3 separate regions of the Homo sapiens genome follow, and regions 1 and 2 are each linked to region 3. Evidence: chromatin loops called from intact Hi-C (ENCODE). Cell type or tissue: heart left ventricle. All regions are shown on one strand. Each heading gives the region's core, and the rest is flanking DNA. Links, peaks and the distances in the headings are about the cores only.

Region 1 (8,154 bases), core at 1,859-6,858, 57 kb before region 3:
TAGCAAGCCCCTTTTCCTTGTCACATTTTCATAAAGTACTTCTCTTTGTCTAAATCAGTATATACATGTTCATCTCTAATTGCATCTTTGGGTCTTCATTTCCTTGTAAAGTCTCCTATGCCACACAAAACTTATATTAAACAAATTCGTATGCATTTCTCCTATTGATCTATGTCAATGTAATTCTCAGTTTTAACCAAAAGTCCCCAAAAGGGTACAGGTAAAAAAGTTTCCCCTTCGTGCTCCTCAGGGCTTTTCCTGTTTTTAAGGTGTCTCAGGCCCACATGTCCTTTCCAGAGTCCTCTTCCCTGGCCCCTGCTTCAAGTACAAGGTAAAAGATTTGCAGGAGCCCCCTCTGCAAGGATGGCAGTTGGTAGCAGCCTTGTCGGCGGTGGAGGATCTCCAAGGTCTGGGGGCTGGCAATAGTGGAACTGTGGCAGCAGGAATTGGGCCCAGGGATGCCAGCTTCATCTGGGGCTGTGGCTCCTGGGGCTTCTGTACATCTTTCCTTTTTATTGCTGGACAATATTCTATTGTGTGGATGTACCACATTTTGTTTATCCATTCATCCTTTGATGGACACTGAGGTTGTTCCACTTTGGGCTATTATTAATAATGCTGCTATGAATATTCAAGTGCATGTTTTTGAATAAACATGTTTTCCTCTCTCTTAGGTATGTATCTAGGAATGGAATTTCTTGGTCATATGATAACTCTGCGTTTAACTTTTTTTTTTTTTTTGAGACAGAGTCTTGCTCTGTTGCCCAGGTTGGAGTGCAGTGGTGTGATCTCGGCTCACTGCAAGCTCCGCCTCCCAGGTTCATGCCATTCTCCTGCCTCAGCCTCCCGAGTAGCTGGGACTACAGGCGCTCGCCACCACGCCTGGCTAATTTTTTTTTATTTTTAGTAGAGACAGGGTTCCACTGTGCTGGCCAGGATGGTCTTGATCTCCTGACCTCGTGATCCACCCTCCTCGGCCTCCCAAAGTGCTGGGATTAAAGGCGTGAGCCACCTCGCCCAGCCAACTCCATGTTCAACTTTTTGAGGAACTACCAAACTGTTTTCCAAAGTAGCTATACACTTTTAGATTCCTGTTAACAATGTATAAGGGTCCTAATTTCTCCAAATCTTTGCCAACAGTTGTTGTTATCCTCTTTTTGATTATAGATATCCTAGTGGCTATGAAGTAGTATCTCACTGTGGCTTTAATTTGCTTTTCTCTAAGACTAATTATGTTGAGAATTCGTATTGGCCATTTGTATATTTTCTTTGGAGAAATGTCCATTCACATCTTTTGTCTATTGTTAAATTAGATTATGTGTCTTTTTATTATTGAATTGTAAGAAGTCTTTATTCATATCTGATAAGTGATACTAGTCTTTATCTGATATATGATTTAAAATATTTTCCTCCATTCTGTCAGTTGTGGGTCACAAGGAGGACTATCCTACTGACAGCATGCCCATGTTTAGAACCTTTCCTCTCCCTCCTTTCTCATCAAATCTAATTTGTCTTGTGTCCATTGTCTCAGAATTCAGTTAAGCTAATCTAGTATTAATACTGAACATGACCACGCGTTATACAAGCTTTGTAGTTAAAGAGCATCTGCCCTGGTTCCGAGTTTCACCCCATCAGCCCATTTCTGTAGTAGACCTTCGTGTGGTGCAATTAGTTATCTGCTAAATACTTGGAATTGTGTGCAAATAGCAATAGCCCAACTGTTGAATCTCCCCAAGCCTCAAGTTTCTTGTCTGTAAAATGGCAGTAATACCTACCTGTGCCTCTTTCATTAAGTTGCAGTAAGGATCAAACCTCACAGAGTAAGTTGGATCAGAATGAGCCTTGGGTATGCTGCAGGTAGAAATCTCGTGCCCTGAGTTTCCCATCAGGGCCTAAGAGGGTATATGGCAGCAAGGAAGCAAGTCAGGAGGGAGCAAGGAAGACACCCCAGCGAGAGATCCCCGAAGTCATACCAGACCTTTGGGACGGATGGAACTGGGGTGGTCCCTAGAAGTAATTTTCTTCTTTATACTCTTGTGTGTGTGGGTGTGTGTGTGTGGGGGGTTAATACAGGGTCTCACTCTGTCGCCCAGGCTGGAGTGCAGTGGCACAATCACGGCTCACTGCACCCTTGACCTCCCGGGCTCAACTGATCCTCCTACCTCCGCTTCCCAAGTAGCTGGGACCACAGGCACACGCCACCACGCCTGGCTAATTTTTTGTATTTTTTGTCAAGACAGGTTTTGCCATGTTTCCCAGGCTGATCTCAAACTCCTGAGCTCAAGCAATCTGCCCACCTCAGCCTTCCAATTTATACTCTCCTTAATTTCATTTAAAAAAATGGTTATATACTACAGTTATAATTAAGGGTTTTTTGAAAGTTTTTGTCCTTCTCAAATATTTTACAGAGCTGTGAGAGAAGAATTCTTGAACATTAAATGGAAGTCATGGTGGCAAGAGTGTGAGTGTGAGTGTGTGTGTGTGTGTGAAGAGTCACATGCATACCTGAGCACCAATGAGTCTCCCTCAGAGAAAAGGTGAACTGGGGAGGGCGTGCACAGTGGGACAGCTGGATTTGCTACCTGCAGATCCTTTCCAACGCCAACCTTGGAGGCTTGAGATTTACTAAGGAAAGCTGTGTGTTCCCTCACCCTTGCCCATGGTCATACTGCCCTTAAGGAGTCTTCTTTTCCTTTTTTTCTTTTTTTTGAGACTAAATGTTGAAGGAAAAGACCTAATTTATCACAACTTGCATATGATAGCCCCACACTTCTGGTTCCTGGAAACAACTGTTTGAAAGGAAAGGAAAGGACACATTGGTTCATTTGCTTTAGTTATTTTAAAAATCAAGTTACAATTCTGTTTACATTAAGCTGGAACCCTGTATGAATACATTTTCTCCGTGGCTGAAGGACATAATTCTAGTTCAGGAAATTGAGCTAAGAGTAATCTTCATTCATAATTATAATTATTATATCATTGTTACTATTATAAAATATTTATAGAGCATTCAGAATGTGTATGTCATTCTACTAGGATCCTAAGTAGAGGGATTATGTGTACAAACCTGTCCCTGCAGATCCACTTTATTTAGAACATTTATTTATTTATTTACCAAATATTTATTGAAGGCCTGCTGTGCTGAAAGTGCTGGGTTAGGCTTCATAAAGGACAAAAATAAGAATAATCCCAAGAAACTATCTGTCCTTTAAAGGGAGATGATACATGTGCAAAAACAACTTGTAATGCTATTAGACTTTGGCTTGAGAGACATATAAAATGTTGTTATAACTAAAACAAGAATATAATTTTATTTCTTTCATTTATTTATTTATGAATTTATTTATGTATTTATTTATTTTGAGATGGAGTCTTGCTCTGTTGTCCAGGCTGGAGTGCAGTGGCACGATCTCAGCTCACTGCAACGTCCACCTCTCAAGTTCAAGCAATTCTTCCACCTCAGCCTCCCGAGTAGCTGGCACATACAGGCATATGTGCCACCATGCCCAGCTAATTTTTGTATTTTTAGTAGGGATGGGATTTGACCCTGTTGGCCAGGCTGGTCTGGAACTCCTGGCCTCAAGTGATCCGCTCGCCTCGGCCTCCTAGAGTACTGGGATTACATGCGTGAGTCATTGCACTTGGCCAAGAATGTAGTTTTAATAATCAATAATTCTTATTGAGAGCTTACTTCCATGCTTGGCACTGTAGTTAAGTGTGTTCTCTGAACCAATTTACTTCTCCTGTAAGGTAGTCATGATTATTATCTACAGTTTGCAGACAAGAAGAATGGGGCTCACAGAGGTTCAAATAGCTGCAAGAAGCCACAGTGCCAAGTGGTAGAGGCAGAATTTGAACCCAGGTTGCTGGAGGCCAGAGCCAGAAGTCCACCCTGACCCCTTCCAGCTGGGACAGTGTATGCATTGTGGTGTGTGTGTGTGTGTGTGTGTTTAATTATGCTAGTGATGATAACTTTACACTGAGTCACTGTCACTGAAGCTTTTCTTCCTCAGCAAGGAAACCCTGACCTGGTGACCTTTTGATCTTAACCTTATAGCACCATTCTCTAACCCAGCAGGTTTCAAACAACTGAGCTGTCATTTGAGCCTCAGAGCCTTTTCATCAGACAAACTTTAATGGGAGATAAAAATGAAGGTTTTTCTGAACGAAGCTGAATGGGGCTGGGGTGGGGTGGAGGGAGTCTTCCAAGGGAGGCAAGGCATTGCGGGGAGGAAAAGAGACTGCGCCACATGATTATCACAGCTGAAGCCAAATACACTGATGTCAATAAAACCTCATGACCTGATGAAGTTTTAGAGTTAGTTATATTCAATGCTCCTTGATATATGAAGTGCAGCTGCCTTCAATCATGATTTTTTTTTTTAACGTTGAAGATAGCATGCTTACCTAGTGGTCCTCAACACTTTGTCAGGAAGGTGGGTAAAGTCAAAAGTTGAGCACCAAAACCAGCCAATCTGAAGAAACTAAGTTGGAGGCACGATGGCTCTCTGCTCATAGGATCTGGTTACGTAAGAGTCTTTTATTGAAGGCTGTATTTGATTGAGACCTGGTATCTCTAACATAGTCCCGAATTTCAACAAAGAACGGTTAAGTCAACTTTTTTCTTCTAGCCATGATTGTAGAGTCTGACAAAGGACAGCCAGAGGAGGGGAGGAGAATGCTGAAAGAGAAGGAGGCAGAAACTCATAGTCTGGGGACAATGACTTTAGTGCAGGAGGACCTTCTCCGAAATTCTGCTTTGATACTTGGAGCCAAGGCAATTACTTACAGGATTTTTCCAAAGCTTTATTGTCAGCTGTCATTCCTGTATTTCTCTAGGAAACACACAGAATTCTAGAAAGTTATTATCTAAACAAGTAAGTTCACCTAGTTACTTTGCACTTGCTGTCTTAGGTTAGCCTTGTATTTGCTCACTTATTTAACAAATGCATGTGTTCAATATTTGTTCACGGTCTATGTACTTTAAGAGGACTTGCCCCTTCTGTGTTATCTGTGTTTTATGTATCTAAGAGAGCTGATCTATTTAACTTTCACTACACTGCCCAGCTAATTTGCACTATTTTTATTGTGCCAGTTATTATTTTGAAAAACTGGAATTTAAATTCCAACAAAAGGGACTGTTTGAGGTGGTGTGACATACAGTAGCGGGGCAGGATGCTATACAGCCAGTATAGATCCACTTCTGAGAAGGCTTCTTGGCTCTTCTAAGGAGACTCAGCAGCTCACATGGTTGTTGGCAAAAGGCTTGTCACGTGTATTGCTCCATAGTGCTGCCCATGACATGGCAGCTGGTTTCCCCCAGAGCAAGTGGGGAGAGAGAGAAAGTTAGAATGACCAAGATGGTAGCACAATGCCTTTTATAATCTAATCTCAGAAGTGATATACCATTGCTTCTGCTATATTCTATCATCACACAGACCAAACCAGGTACAAAAGGGACTATTGGAGGTAGCGTGGTTACACAGTAACAGGGGAGAATTCTATACCGCCAGTATAAATGCTAAGAATCTTGTACTCTATTGGTATACATGAAATAATTCTAAGAGGAAAAATCAGATATGAAGTAGGATGTATACACTGATAACAATTATATAAAAAATGAATGCTTGTAAACTACCAAGGATCAGTGAAGATCTTTAAAGATCAAAAATGATAGAATTGGGCTTGAGCCCAATAAATTCTTTATATTCAAAAGTTTATGAAAACTTAAAATGTATTGCTGGGTGCGGTGGCTCATGCCTGTAATCCCAGCACTTTGGGAGGTCAAGGCAGGCGGATCACGAGGTCAGGAGTTCCAGACCAGCCTGGCTAACATAGTGAAACCCCATCTCTACTAAAAATACAAAAATTAGTGGGGCATGGCGGTGTGCACCTGTAATCCCAGCTACTCAGGAGGCTGAGGCAGGAGAATCGCTTGAACCCGGGAGGTGTAAGTTGTGGTGAGCCGAGATCGCACCATTGCACTCCAGCCTGGGCAACAAAGCAAGACTCCATCTCAAAAGAAAAAAAAATGTATGTAAACTATTAGTATTTATTGCTACATAAATTGCCGGCCAGGCGCGGTGGCTCATGCCTGTAATCCCAGCATTTTGGGAGGCTGAGGTGGGCAGATCACCTGAGGTCAGGAGTTCAAGACCAGCCTGGCCGACATGGTGAAACCCTGTCTCTACTAAAATACAAAAATTAGCCAGGCGTGGTGGTGTGTAGCTGTAATCCCAGCTACATGGGAGGCTGAGGCAGGAGAATTGCTTGAGCCTGGGAGGTAGAGGTTGCAGTGAGCCGAGATCACCCCACTGCACTCCAGACAGAGCTAGACTCCATCTCCAAAAAAAAAAAAAAAAAAGCAAATTACCCCAAAACTAGCAGCATGAGACTATAAATGTTTATCATTTCACATAGTTCCTGAGAACCATCCAGTGAGCTGCTTCACTGGATGGTTCTGGCTCACAGTCTCTGATAAGGTTGCAATCAGAATGTCACTGGGGGCTTCTGTCATTTGAAACCTTGACCAGGGCTGGTGGATCCACTTCTGAGAAGGCTTCTTCACTCTTCTAAGGAGGCTCAGCAACTCACATGGTTGCTGGCAAAAGGTTTGTCACGTGAACTGTCCCATGACATGGCAGCTGGTTTTCTCCAGACCAAGTGGGGATGGAGAGAAAGACAAAAAGAATGACCAAGATGGTGGCTGCAATGTCTTTTATAACCGAATCTCAGAAGTGACATACCATCACTTCTGCCATATTCTATGGTCGCACAAACCAACCCTGGTACAATATGGGAAGGGACTGTACAAGGATGTGAATATTCAGAGACAGGGAGGCCGGCTACCAGGCCACAGCTGGTTTTCTTTTCTTTTTTTTTTTTTTTTTGAGACGGAGTTTTGTTCTTGTTGACCGCCCAGGCTGGAGTGCAATGGCACGATCTCAGCTCACCGCAACCTCTGCCTCCTGAGTTCAAGTGATTCTCCTGCCTCAGCCTCCCGAGTAGCTGGGATTACAGGTAAGGGTCACCACGCCCGGCTAATTTTGTATTTTTAGTAGAGACAGGATTTCTCCATGTTGGTCAGGCTGGTCTCGAATTCCCGACCTCAGGTGATCCACCCGCCTCGGCCTCCCAAAGTGCTGGGATTATAGGCATATGACACCGCACCTGGCCACAACTATTAATAACAATAAGATATTTTTTCTCAAAAGCATGTTTTGGTTATTAAATATATATTTCAAATATACATTTAAATGCATATTTCAATATATTTAATCTTAAACTTTTCAAATAATAATAAATAATGATATTTACTTAGTACTTTCTATATGCCAATCACTATGTTAAGCATGTGATGTGAGACTGTCTCTCACAGACAGCCTCACAGTTGTCCAGGCAACCCTTAACAGCTCTAAAGGATGCATTTATTAGTTGCCTCATTTTACAGAAAGGAAACCTGAAGCACAGAGAGGTTTAAGTAACCTGCCCAAGGACACACATCTAGTAAGTAAATCAGCATATAAACCCAGAGCTATCCACGTAAGTACCGACAGCATGGCTAAGCTATACTGATTCTCTCTAGTCAGTTTTGTGAAATAAATCTCTAACTATCGATGCTTTGCAAGTTAAGTACTATCATTCTATTTAAGCAGTTAAGGATTTCCCTACAGTCACAGAGTAAATAAACTAAGACTCAAAACTGGAAGTTAGGTTTGTGGAGTTCTGTCACAATTATGATGACAATAATGACTCTGTCTTTTCTCCTACTACTCTCCTCTTCCCTGTCTCCTGTCCAGCCACGTTGCCTCCTGGCTGTTCCTGGAACACTCCAGGTATGTTCCTTGCATTAGTCTGTTTTCACACTGTTGATAAAGACATACCCAAGATTGGGTAATTTACAAAAGAAAGAAGTTCAATAGACTTACAGTTCCATGTAGCTGTGGAGGCCTCAAAATCATGGCGGAAGGCAAGGAGAAGTAACTCACGTCTTACTTGGATGGCACCAGGCAAAGAGAGGGCTTGTGTAGGGAAACTCCCATTTTGAAAACCATCAGATCTTGTGAGACTTAATCACTATCACAAGAACAGCATGGGAAAGACCCACTCCCGTGATTTGATTACCTCCCACCGGGTTCCTTCCACGAAATGTGG
Region 2 (8,154 bases), core at 1,640-6,639, 110 kb before region 3:
ATATTGTCAGATGAAAAGTAAATTCAACATCTTCCTGGTTTCCAAAGGCAGAATCAAGAAAAACCTGAAAAACAACTGCGGACCCTCTGAATTTAAACTGACAGCTAACTTCAGATTCAAAATTTGGGAATCACGCCTATAAAACCAAGCAAACTAGTAGATTGACTCTGGTATGAAACACCATCATGGGTAACAGCCCTGCCTCCCATCTACTCAATCTGGACAAAAAGAGGGAAACAGGCAAATGTGTGTGTCTTCTGCTTGCCCTTATTCTTCATCTTTCCACTTTTATTGTAACTGCGAAAAGCCCCAGGCAACAGAGGGGGAGAGCTGCCTGAGCTTCTTATGACAATCTGGTTATACTGAGCCACACATGTTGTATTAACCATGAATTGACACCCCAACCCACATCATGTTCCTCATTCATTCCCATCCATTTTCCATCTTGGCTTTCCTCCCTGACCCATCTCTTTTTCTGCTTTCCTTTACTTTCTACCACTCAACTTCTCTCAAGATGTGAGGCACAAAGATACAGCAGAAAGAGGGCTGGATTTAAAGACTCCTGGAGCCTTTTCCTGGAGAAACTGCTAAAACATATCACAGGAAATTATTCTGGAGTCTGGGAAAAAGAAGACTTTAATAAAGTATAGACAGTTCGGAGAAAGAATGGAAAAAGAAATAGGATGAAATGAAATTGTTAGGAAGAAAAGATGCCTGGGCCTTACGCTCATAATTAACCTTGTAACTCCCACACCGCCAAACATCTACAGTGAAGAGCTTGTGTATCTTCTTAGGCTGCTGGCCACTACCTTGCACGTGAGAGAATTTAATCCAACAAAGAAGAACAAATCACTTTCTGACAATGGTGTAATGTTTTTGTTTTATTAGAGACAGGGTCTCCCTCTGTTGCTGAGGCTGGAGTGCAGTGGCGCGATAACTCATTGCGGCCTCAAACTCCTGACCTCAACCAATCCTCCCACCTCAGCTTCCCAAATTGCTGGGATTATAGCTGTGAGCCACGCCACCTGGCGTGGTGTTTTGATAAGATACCTTATCTGTTCTTGCTGTTTAGCTCAAAGAAATATACTGTTCGAGATCTGCAATCAGGCTTCATGTACGGATGCAGGGAAAAAGGAGTGGCTAGGCACTGTATTATTAAATAAGAAGGAGGTTTTTTTGGTAATAAACACCCTATAACGGCTTTCATAAAACCCAGTTAAGATTGGAGCTTTAGAATTACCAATATCCAAAACAATACTTAAAATTACAGTATCCCTGGGGGGAGGGGAGGCGGTTGGGGTGGGGGAACCTACCACAGACTGTCTGCTTATTTATCCCACCTGCAATGTGATTGCTTGCAAACAGGTAACTCGTGATTCTGAATAATTATCCTGCATCCAACCCAGTGGTGTTGCGACTGCTGACATTCCTCACGAGAAAGCAAGTCCTTGCTTTGAAAGGTGTCAGTTATGTGGAAAGGACCAAAACCCACCTCAGTGTCCCCAGTGTTAATTCTCCTTTGTATATTACCCTAGGGAACTTTCTGACCACTGCCCCCTCAACCCAGGACTTTGTGCGTGCCACCCCCCAACCTCCATTAAGGTTCATTTTACCCTCTGGAAGCTAGAGGGAAATGAAAGCAGTCCCAGGAAGAACCGGGCTTATTTCCTCCACACAGACAATAACCGCCACCTGCGTGAGGATTTACGCACCAAACCGTCCCCTCACCCCGCTTCATAGTTCCTATGTCATACAGTCACAGCCACTCATACCTCAGAGGACGAGGAGGAGAAAGGACAAAGGGGCCAGGTGGCTTGGGCAGAGGGAGGAAAAGGTGGCTTCTCTTTCACACTCCCACAATACAGCTATTGCCGGTGGAAGCCAGGCTGCTCCCCATCTCGGGCTGTGTTGAGACAGCTGTTGGAGCCAGAATAGGAAAAGGAAGGAAAAAACTGTCCTCCCTAAGGACTGCTAGTTTTTTATTTTGAAGGAAGGAAAACTGCTTAACATGAACGGGACCCCGTCTTGAAGCACTGTGGAGCTTTCATCTATCAGTTTAGTTCTATCCTGCCATGAACCAATCCTTGGCAATTCTCACTAGCAAGCTGGAGAGCCTGAACATGAACGAAGTCAGCCATAGGAGGAGGCCATTGTTGACTCTTTCCCAAAGGGCACAGTCAGTGACAGGGGTCTTCGGCAGGCACCTGGCACACAGTCACATCCACTACAGGAAGTCAGCGGGGAGACCTTACAGGAAGGTTCTGGGAGGGGGTCTTCTCTACTCTCTCAGGCGGACTGCGAGGACTGTCAAAGGAAGAGTGAGGAAGAAATAAAATCAGAGAAGGTGAAAAGCTGAAAATTCACACAGGTTTCTTTGTCCTGTTTTTCTGTGGAAGAAGTAGAAAAAAAAAAAGAAAAGAAACTTTAGAATTATTGGTGGAATTATAATGAAAAAAGGTAACCTTACATGACCATATCTATAATTTCATGCAATGATAGTTCTTTGACCAGACCATAAAATTTCTGTCATTTATATATTTGCATTTATTGTCCCCCTCTCTTATTTTATTTTTTAAAAATAAAGATAGGGTGTTACTATGCTGCCCAGGCTGGTCTCGAACTCCTGGACTCAAGCAATCCTCCCATCTCAGCCTCCCAAAGTGCTGGGATTACAGGTGTGAGCCACTGTGCCTAGCCTCTATTTTATTTTTATTACATAAACATAACGTGGTCATTATAAAACTTTAAAAATCTTGATAAAAAAATTTTAATTAAATTCAATTCCCAGAGAAACTATGCAATTAACATTTTAGTATATCCTTTCATTTTTTCTATACACACATAAAAATACACGATGGGTTAGTTGGTAGGGGTGTTTGTTTATAAAAATTTCCTATATTACAACTATTGGAATTTTTTCACAGAAGTCACAAATATCTGTTTGTGCAAACAAATGTCTGCTTTCTTTTCTTAAACATTCTTGAGAAACACCCCTGCTATTTAGCGTTAAAGTCATCCCAGAAAGCATGTGAGGGCATCTGTACGTGCTGCTGAGAGTTTAAAAGCCAAAGAAGTAAGTACCAAGTTCACGTACAACAATAAAAAGCTCAGGAACCCCCCAACTATCTCACTGACAAACCTTCAGGAAGCCCTCCTGAGTTAATACCTAAAATAACACCAAGAAAAAGCTGGGACTCTTCCCTGGCGGATCTTTTGAAGTGAGAAAAATCTTTTGTAACCACTTTTACTGAAGATGTGTAATGTGGTTTAGAATGACTGCTGATACTAAGGTTTAAGAATTATCTTACTTTCCCTTATTTATCCATAATACATATTATTTTCTCTAGAAATCCTAAGGAATTTTTTAGTACTAATGTAATAAAAGGATTTGGCCAAACCATGAAATACATGAGAAATAGTTTTCCTAACTATAGAAAACCATATGCTATCATAGTTATGAAGGAAGATTATGGATTTCATGGTATAGACAACTTAAACAGATGTTTATCAACACTTCCTGCAGTCCTAAAGAAAAAAAACATAAAAAAAAGTCAGATGATCTCAGGCTTCTTAAATTACATGATGAAAGACTGCCATAATCAGAAATAAAGTTTAACATCAACATCCTTCAGCCTAAAACTTACCACTTTTTGTCCACCACCACCTTCCTCTTTCACAGCATGGGCTAGTCCACTGCAGAAATGTGTTTTACTATTTTGTGGAGTGCCAGACCAAGCAGTTATACAGAGACACAAGAAAAGCATGCTCATACCGTTTATATAATGGTACCCACCATGCAGGAAGAGAATTCTTATCACTAGCCCTATCTTTGAAACCATGTGAAAGACAATTTAATAGAAAGAGGCCTAAAATATATCTGCATAGAGTAATTCAGAAGGGAATGTGCCCACAACCAAGGCTTGCCTATCTCAGATTCAACATGGCCAGCAGTTTATTTTAATCCGTCTCCCCATCACCATCTTTAAATTAAGACACTTCCTGTTTTTAACCCAGTCTCATTGCTTGCACACACTGTGCCAAATCTTAATACTCAAGCTCGTTTTCATTCTTGCACAGGCTTTAGATTTACACATCGTTGCGGGGTAAAATATTTCTGAAAACAGAAAAGGCAACTTTGCTCTTCAAACTTACCCAGGGCTTTCCGAGACAGTTCTGTGAATTCAAGTCCTTCCCCATTGACAAAATGTTACTGTAGACTTTCTTGTTAATTGAACCCAAGATACTGCCAGCCTGACGTTAGAGGGGCTCACAAAACTTAGCCAGCAACCTTTTGTACTGAGCAAAACACAGATTATCAAATGAGCAGCCAGCATGTCTAAGGGACTCTCGTGCTGCAATGTGAGAAGGCTGAAAAAGAACACCAACAGAGGGAGCTGCTAATTAATTCTCCTCCTCCGCATCAGCCCCAAATGTTTCAAACAACAACCGATCTGGGAACACAATTTTGACATTGTTGAGATAATGACCTGATTTGTTCCCAAAATGCTGGGAGAGCTGCTGCAACCCTATCTGGTGAGAACCATTTGTACTCTTTCCTTCCCAAAGCCAGAGTAGGCTCATTTCCAAAGACAAGGAATACTTCCTGTCTTTTTTCCAAGCCTGACAGTCAAGGGGCTAACTATGCATTAGAGCCTTATCAACATAGCACTCAAGTATGGGCTACTTTAGATTAGCCCGTACTTGGTTGCCAAAATAGAATTTCCTGACAGATACTATTAAAATACAGATGTTTTACAGTGTGCCCAGAAACAGAAATAAGGACACAAGATTGCCTTGCATTACAGAATTTACTGCTTGGGGGAGTGGGGGTGGGAGAGGGAATAGTGAAAATGGCTACATAAGAATAAACAAATGAAAACCTATAACATGATGAGTAAGAGTTCTATGGTAGAGAGGTAGGAGAGGCAAGGTGAAAACTGCCACAAGCAAATGAGACTGCAGCAAAGTATGTAAGGAGCCTGTTCTCAGGTCCACCCACCTCCAGCTATCACCCTCTCTGACCGCCTTTTCCCATGAGCCTGAAAGGGTCACAGACACCAGCGTTTCTCAGCACAACTGGTGTTTGGGGCTGGATAATTCTTTGTTGTCAGGGGTTGTCCTGGACACTGCAGAGTGTTTAGCAGCATCTCTGGCCTTTACACACTAGATGACAGTAGCACCTACCCTCTCTGATTCAGCTATAACAATCATAAATTTCTTCGGATATTGCCAAATATTCCCTGGGAGGCAACATTGCCTTCGATTGAGAAGTGCAGATATATCCTAGGCCACCACGCATGGAAGGTGTATTCTGCACACTAAACAAGTGCACCCAGCTAAGGTGGCACATAAGAGCTGAAGTCCCATGCACGGTCCACTCACCAAGCCAGGGACTGTGTCCATCCAGAAAGGCACACATTTTCTAATGTCTTCAAAGGCTCTGTACTGGCAGGGTGTGGTGGCTCACACCTGTAATCCCAGCACTTTGGAGGCCAAGGCGGGTGGATCACTTGAGGTCAGGAGTTCGAGACCAGCCTGGCCAACATAGCAAAACCCTGTCTCTACTAAAAATACAAAAAAATTAGCCGGGCATGGTGGTGCATGCCTGTAATCCCAGCTACTTGGGAGGCTGAGGCAGAAGAATCACCTGAACCCGTGAGGCAGAGGTTGCAGTGAGCCGAGATCGAGTCACTGCGCTCCATCCTGGGCGACAGAGCAGCGAGACTACATCTCAGGGAATTTAAAAAAAAAAAAAAAAAAAAAAAAAAAGGCTCTGTACAGGCCAACAGTACTGCATCTCCATATGCTGTCACGCTGCCATGAAGTCCCTGAAAGTTCTTGTTGCTAAGCCCAGCAAAATGACTCAATTCTCTTGGCTCTGCAGGAGCTAATGCTGGTAACCACTGCCTCCTTGAAAAGCACCCATGAAGATTTCCTCCACCCTTTCTGTCCATTCCTCCTCAGTCTCCTTTGCAGGTTGCTCTTCAGAGTTCTGCCCTAAGCCCTCTTCTGCTCCCCCACCTCTAACTAGGTGATCTTATCACCTCATCCGCTGCAGTTACTATCCACATGGGAAAGACTCCCAGAACTCAATTCATTCTGCTCTTTCTCTTTTCTGAACTTCAAATGCAGGGTTCAAGCTCACATTTCCCCTTCAATGATCTGTAGATGCTTGAACTCAATCTGTCCATAAATGAGCTCATCCATCTGCCCTCCCAAACCTCCCAGGCTTCCTTTCACTGAGTAGCAGCCAGATCCTCCCAGAAGTCTGGGCACTGGGCTTGATGTTTGCCTCTCCCCATTCAATCAACTCACAGAGATTCTCCTCCTCAACCGCCATACTGAGTAGCAGCCAGATCCTCCCAGAAGTCTGGGCACTGGGCTTGATGTTTGCCTCTCCCCATTCAATCAACTCACAGAGATTCTCCTCCTCAGCCGCCATTTGTCCCCTTTTTCTAGCCCCAAGGTCAGCTCAGGCTACAGTGTCTCTCACTGGGGGATTACTGCAGGTGCCTCCGTTCTCAGGCCATCCTCACATACCCAAGCTGGAGGGATTCCTCCAGCCAGCACTTCACCTACCAACTTAAAACTTGCCAGTGATTTCCCACAACTCTTGAGATAAAGTTTAAAATTTCTTAACAGTTTACCAGGCCCTTTATGACCTACCCTCCCACCCCCACCCAATAATCACACACTAAACTCTCTTTGGTTCTAAACACAGGATGCTCCCCCTCCTCTCCTCTTCCCCAAGTCTACCACTTCACCTGGCGAACTCCACCTCACCCAACAGGTTTCAGCTTCAACTACGACCTCCACCTCCCATTAATGTTCCCAGTATGAAGCGCCCATAACAGCCCGTACTTCCCCTATCAGAGCGCTTACTCTGCATATCTGTCTGGTTCCCCAGCGAAATATGTTACGTCCTCACTTTGCATCATCCATCAGCTTTGGCCTCACTTATTCCTCCACATAGTGTTTGTTGGCCGGTCCATCTATTAATTGCTCATCTCAAATTTGTTATGGCTCATCAGCAATAGTGAAGATAAGAAGTACGAAGACTACAGAATGCCCCTCTCTGCACCAGATGCGGTAGTGATGTTAAAATACATACATGACACAGAACTAGCCCTCAAATATATTAAAGTGGGGAAATGACATAAGAAGTTAACAGGGCCAGGTGCAGTGGCTCTTGCCTGTACTCCTAGCACTTCGGGAGGCCAAGTGGGGGGTGGCTTGCTTGATTCCAGGAGTTCGAGACCAGTCTGGGCAACATGGCAAAACCCTGTCTCTACAAAAAATAAAAAAATTAGCCGGGTATGGTGGTGCACACCTGTGGTCCCAGCTACTCAGGAGGCTGAGGTGGGAAGATCACTTGAGCCTAGGAGATGGAGGTTGCAGTGAGCCATGGTCATGCCACTGCACTCCAGCCTGGGCAACAGAACATTGTCTCAAAAATAAAAAATAAAATAATAAAATAAAATAAAATAAAATAGAACATGAAATGTTATATTTACTAAGCAAATAAAGATAGCGTAAGAAAATAGCCAGGTAGGTAGGAAACAAAAAACTGAGAAATTATCAGGATTAAAGAGATATGATATGGAGCCTCCTAATAGAGAAGCCCTGGATTTGGATTCAGATTTTGAAGACGGTAAGGGGCAAAACAACAGGCATAGAAATTAACTAGAGAAATGTCAAGTCTTGCAACAATCAACTACTTTTTTAAATCAATTAGAGTTATGTTTTTTCAAGTGGAAACTTTGTAAACTGCTGCTAGTTTTCCATCTGCACTGACAGCATAATGCACAATGGTCATTTTCTGGTGAAATGAGAACAAGTCATTGAGATCTGTACTGACTTCCGTAGAAGGACAAACACGCAGTAGTGTGTCTTCTGAAGCTTGCGGATTTTCAATTTTTTTTTTTTTTTTTTTTGAGACAGAGTTTCACTCTTGTTGCCCAGGCTGGAGTGCAATGGTGTGATCTTGATTCACTGCAACCTCCACTTCCTGGGTTCAAGCAATTCTCCTGCCTCAGCCTCCCGAGTAGCTGGGATAACAAGCGCCCGTTACCATGCACAGCTATTTTTTTTTGTAGTTTTAATAGACATGGGGTTTCACCATGTTGGCCAGGCTGGTCTCAAACTCCTGTCCTC
Region 3 (5,000 bases), core at 1-5,000:
GTTTGACAGGTGAGAGCAAAAGCAATGTGCTAAAGATAAATCACTCCCTGGAGAGGAAGGATGGCTAAGCATCTGTAGGACAGGGTCGCCTGCCACCAGGTAACAAGACCTGCCAGCCAGGCTCCCCGGCTACCTTGTTAACGATGCTGTCGAAGGCTCTCTGCAGCTTGCTGTGAGTGAGTGTCAGCTTCCGGAATTCTCGATGCGCTTCTAGGATGGGGATGACCAGCTTGTAGACCTCATTAACTGTCTCATATAAGCCTCCCTTGGAAAGAGGAGAAGAGCATCAGAGAGAATTTAATCCACTGGAAACTTAAGAAGAGCAACCAGAGGTCATTGTCCAAACAATGTGCTGGAGAGTGAATTTATTGTTGTATCACAGTATTTCACAGGGCAAGAAGGGGTATCTGAGCACTTTTGGGACAGTGGTAGCCTTCAAACTGAACTAGACACCTCGCTAAGTAGTCCTGTATGGCGATAAGTAAGGAGAAGAGCTTTCGGGGGAAAAAAAAATACTGGCTGAGTGCAGTGGCTCATGCCTGTAATCCCAGCACTTTGGGAGGCTGAGGCAGGAGGATCACTTGAACCCAGAAGTTCAGATCATCCTAGACACCATAGGGAGACCCCATCTCTGCAAAAAAATTAAAAAATCAGCCAGGTGTGGTAGCATGCTCCTGTAGCCTCAGCTACTTGGGCGGTTGAGGTGGGAGGCTGAGCCCAGGAGGTCAAGGCTGTAGTGAGCCAAGGCTGCATCACTGCACTCCAGCCTGGGTGACAAGGCAAGACGCTGCCTCAAAAACAAAAACAAAAACAAAACAAAACGAAAAGAAAAAACAGGAGAGAAGTTTGGTAGCAGGGACTAACAGCAATTCAGAAAGGCAGTTTTAGTATATTTAAATTTCATCAGAGGTCCTCCTCTAGCCAGATGCTAAATGTATGCCTCCAAAGAGTTAGTAGGATTCTAATTCATTTTGTTGAGTTTGAGGAAAAATGAGAGTATATTAGACATTTTCTGAATCTTGAAAAGGAAAGCAAGAATAGAGAGAAGACAGTTAAAACAATAATTAAAATAAATAAAATTGTAGAGAGGAAACTTGGAAATAAAAACTGGAAAATAAGGATGAGTATAGTATAGATGAAAACAAAATTGGGTCAGCTAAATATAGTAAAGTACTGAATACTTTCTTGGCTTAAAATGTAAAGGAGGAGGGAGATTATTAAAATGAAAACAAGTTGGGCGTGGTGGCTCACACCTGTAGTTCCAGCACTTTGGGAGGCCAAGATGGGCAGATCACTTGAGGCCAGGAGTTTGAGACCAGCCTGGCCAACAGGGTGAAATCCTGTCTCCTCTAAAAATACAAAAAATTGGCCGAGTGTGGTGGTGCACACCTGTAATCCCAGCTACTCATGAGGCTGAGGCAGGAGAGTTGCTTGAACCCTGGAGGTAGAGGCTGCAGTGAGCCATGATTGCACCACTGCATTCCAGCCTGGGCGACAGAGCTAGACTCTGTCTCAAAAAAAGAAAAGAAAATAGACAAGAGTGTTTCCTCTTTGCCCTGAATCTCAATGACTTCATCTCTCTATATATTTTTCTAGTATATATACTAGGAGTGTTTAGATCCAGATTACGTTAACCAGAGGAGTCTCAGTGGTTTCTGTGCCCACATTTCTGTAAGCTGGTCCTGGTCTGTGATGGTCCTTCAGACTGCACAGTGGCTAGGAGGGAAGACACTGTCTGTGTATTCCTCCTCTCTCCTCCCAGTGGTTCCTCCCTAATTTTTTTCTCTCTGAGAGGAAAAACGAGGGAGTGAAAACATGCCTCATCATTTATTGTGTAACCCTGGGCAGGCCATTTCACCTCTCTGTGGCTTAGTTCCACCCCTATTAAATAGAAATAATACTGTGAAACTGCTGCCCAACCAATGAGCATACAGTGAAGCTCAGATCGGCACTGTGATGAAAGGTTATCTCAGCTCCCTTGGGAAGCTCATGCAATTTGCATACATCAAAGTCCTCCCCGGGCCCATCCCCTGCCCCGCACACCCTGGCACGTGTCCTCGGGAAGTGGGGCTGACTGGGCCATTAAGACCAGGTGTTCCCAGCACCCCAAGTCCAGCTGGAGTATGGGAGGCCAGGCCCCGGGATGCCCTCTGGGCACTGACCGTGCTGAAGAGCTCCGCGGCCTGCTCCAGGAGGCCTACCAGGCCACTCTCGGTGAAGTACTGGCCTGCGCACACCCCATCCTCGTCAGGTGACAGGGTGTCCTCAGAGACCACAGACTCCTCCAGCACATTGGAAGAAATATTCTGAAAGAGACCACAGTATAAGCCTGGAGAACAGGGCGACCAGACTAGTAAGAGACCACAGGAACCCCGAATGGGGAAACGAGGAAGCTGGTGTGCAGATCCTTACCAAGACCGTGACTAAACTAGGTCTGTAATTCTACCCCGAGAGTATCTGTCTGCCATTCATTTAGAAGAGGCGCACTGAGCAACTGGTCTTCAAACCTCACGTTTTTCTTTTTAACCATTAGGAGATTTTGTATAAAGGACACTTACCTCAATGTCACAACAGCTGAGTTACTTTAGTGAAACAACCCTAAGGGACATAGGGCTGGTGTCCTGGTTTTCAAAAGGCAAAGACCCAATTAACATTAACTAGGCTCCCTGTTTCACCGAGTGGACCTCTGACTTACAGTGGTGTTTTTCTGAAGTATGTTGCTACTCTGGAGTTGACTCAGATAAACAGCCATGACATACGACAACAGCAAGCGAGGCTGTCTTCATTAAGGAAGTTTTCATGGCATTGCAGCAGTTACTGTGTGTGTGTTTTTGTTCTTCCTGAACATTTTGTTTCCATGCATTTGTTTCCTTTACATAAACTATTGCGTTTAGAGCCTCTAGCAGAGCATGCAGAGACCATGGTTGGGGTGAACCAAATGAGAAACCCAAGACAAAATTTAGAGAGGTACTCGCTTTTAGGGCCATGGAAGTACTGATCTTGTACCCGCTCGACCCTGAGGGTGAGTGCCTCTTCACCCTAGCACTGGCCCTGGCAGTGAATATGTGACAGGTCAAGAATCATTTTCTTCCTAGCTCACAGCTATGGAAGAAATGCATATGAAAAACAGAAGAAATGGGAAACCTTCCCAGTTTAGGGATTACAAACAGGTGGCACACATGCCACTCCTTCCTATTGCTGTAATCATGGCAGGCATAACTAATCAACTGTAGCACTTTTTCCCCAGAGCTTGGACATAGTCTCGAAATTCTTAAGCATAGTTCTCCAGTCAGCCACTACTAACTGATCAGAGTTGGCTTGTGAACTAAAAGCTGTCTGCCTTCTGGCCTGGTTAGCAAGATCATGTGAATCAACCTTAGCAATCAGTCAGGACATAGTTGTCATAGATAGCCCTATCTCTTCACATGCAATACTGTAACGTAGTTTTAGGAATATAGGAGGAGGCTCTCAAAGCCTTTGTGGCCAGTCTTTCTTCCAAACCTGCCCTATGTATTATGATGTTTCTGTGACAACAGAAGATCCAAGAAATTCAGTTGAAAGCATTTAATAACCCAAGATACTAATACTATTAGAATGTATGCAATTTTCCACATTAGAGGAACAGATTTGAAGCTATGTAGCCTCATTAGCTGTAGTCAGAGGAAAAGGATTCTGCAGACTTTCTTGGCTTCAGGATCAGGGAGGTACAAGTAACAGCAGTATCTAAGAATGTGTCCGTATCTACAGTTGTGAAATAAATATTGCACTCTGGGACACAGAATTTCAGTGATCTCAGTTTCCTGGAATTCAGTGACCTCAAAGTTATTTTCCTTGCACATATTTATTTATCTCTAGTTTATAAATCTTTTCCAAAAGCTCTATTTCATTGGAGCAGAACAAGGTTGAAAATTAAAGCACAGAGCATTTGCAAAATCAACACTGGACATCTGTTGTTAATGCTGTCTAGAATTCTTTCCTCCTTCTATAAAGTAAGGCATCCTGATTTAGGGGAAGAAATCACCCATAATTCCAGGTGTGGACCCATGACCCGGGGTCAGTAAATCAGAGCACTCCATTTCTCTGGCCAGTATGGCTGGTTCAGGGATGAGCACAGGATCAGATGTTCAGACAGGATCAGTAAGATGCACTGAGGCTTTCTCTGCAACTGCTAGAAAGGAGGCATCTCTCTTCTCTCCTAGACTTGAACCTAGAGATGTAAACCTAAACTGTGGTGTGGGAAGCCTGTGAAGAATGAAGCTGACACAACAGATGGCAGAGATGGGAAGTGGTGATGACAGTGAGCTCTGCTGACATTGTTTGGGCCCCTAGGTCCAGTATGGCAGGTGCTACTCCAGGCTCACATTCCTCAGACGGGCTGATAAATTCCATTTTTACCTTCTGTCAGTCTGGGTTGGGTGTCCTTTCACTTGCCAGCTACATTTCCAAATTGATTTGGTATGTCCCATTTGAGAGAAGTAAGAATTCACTCATACACATTAATATAATTTGGCTTCTCTTCTGTAGCTGACAACACCTAACTCATTGCCTCCTCTACATCAAGAAGCCCTCACACTTCAGTTTCTTCTGCCTTCCTTTTCACCTTCTTCACCCTTCCCTGACCCACAGGGCCTGGACCATAAATGCTCACAATATCTTGTGCCTCTTTATAACAGTATTTCTCATAATTATAACTGAACAAAGATTGGAATAATTAGTTATATTACGTCTCTCTGGTTAGAATGTAACGTTCATGAGGACAGAATAAGTATTCAATAAATATTCTCTAAAAGAAGGAATCAATGGATAAATATATGTGAACAGATAGAGCTGTATGCCCCCATGTCGGAATAATGTGGAATATTTCTGTTGATTGTGTAATAATGATTCACTTTGGCATGTCATTATTAGCAAATCAACTGAATTCTAGGTAAAATTAGAACAGTAAGGCTTACTAAATATAAAAGTCAATAATGAAATGCAATTGATATTTAAGTGATAAA

Evidence for each region. A loop is a pair of places that touch in the nucleus more often than their neighbours do. Peaks named below come from ENCODE experiments on the same cell type or tissue, not always from the same donor. Only the 100,000 strongest peaks of a DNase experiment are listed, where the experiment ranks them.
Region 1: a loop joins it to region 3, with 2.1 times the contacts of the local background. A loop is called at or near these places in 11 of 110 quality-filtered maps.
Region 2: a loop joins it to region 3, with 2.1 times the contacts of the local background. A loop is called at or near these places in 3 of 110 quality-filtered maps.

Annotation. Positions count from the first base shown.
Region 1 is chr9:491,765-499,918 of GRCh38, reverse strand. It overlaps LOC105375947 (translation initiation factor IF-2-like), which reads left to right. Exons shown (of 4, transcript XM_047424276.1): 4 at 1-665. It also overlaps a transcript of KANK1 not described here. Among named protein-coding and RNA genes, the nearest start is that of KANK1, 8.9 kb to the left of the region's middle. In heart left ventricle, for the core only: no CTCF peak of the experiment used is centred there; no DNase peak of the experiment used is centred there.
Region 2 is chr9:543,340-551,493 of GRCh38, reverse strand. All of the region lies in intron 1 of KANK1 (KN motif and ankyrin repeat domains 1), which reads right to left. Among named protein-coding and RNA genes, the nearest start is that of KANK1, 43 kb to the right of the region's middle. In heart left ventricle, for the core only: a CTCF peak has its summit at 4,376 (motif pointing right); no DNase peak of the experiment used is centred there; H3K4me3 peaks cover 2,007 bases; H3K27ac peaks cover 3,868 bases.
Region 3 is chr9:436,551-441,550 of GRCh38, reverse strand. DOCK8 (dedicator of cytokinesis 8) reads right to left here. Exons shown (of 48, transcript NM_203447.4): 40 at 2,163-2,306; 41 at 134-265. Among named protein-coding and RNA genes, the nearest start is that of DOCK8-AS2, 31 kb to the left of the region's middle. In heart left ventricle, for the core only: no CTCF peak of the experiment used is centred there; a DNase peak (open chromatin) is centred at 2,060; H3K27ac peaks cover 1,680 bases.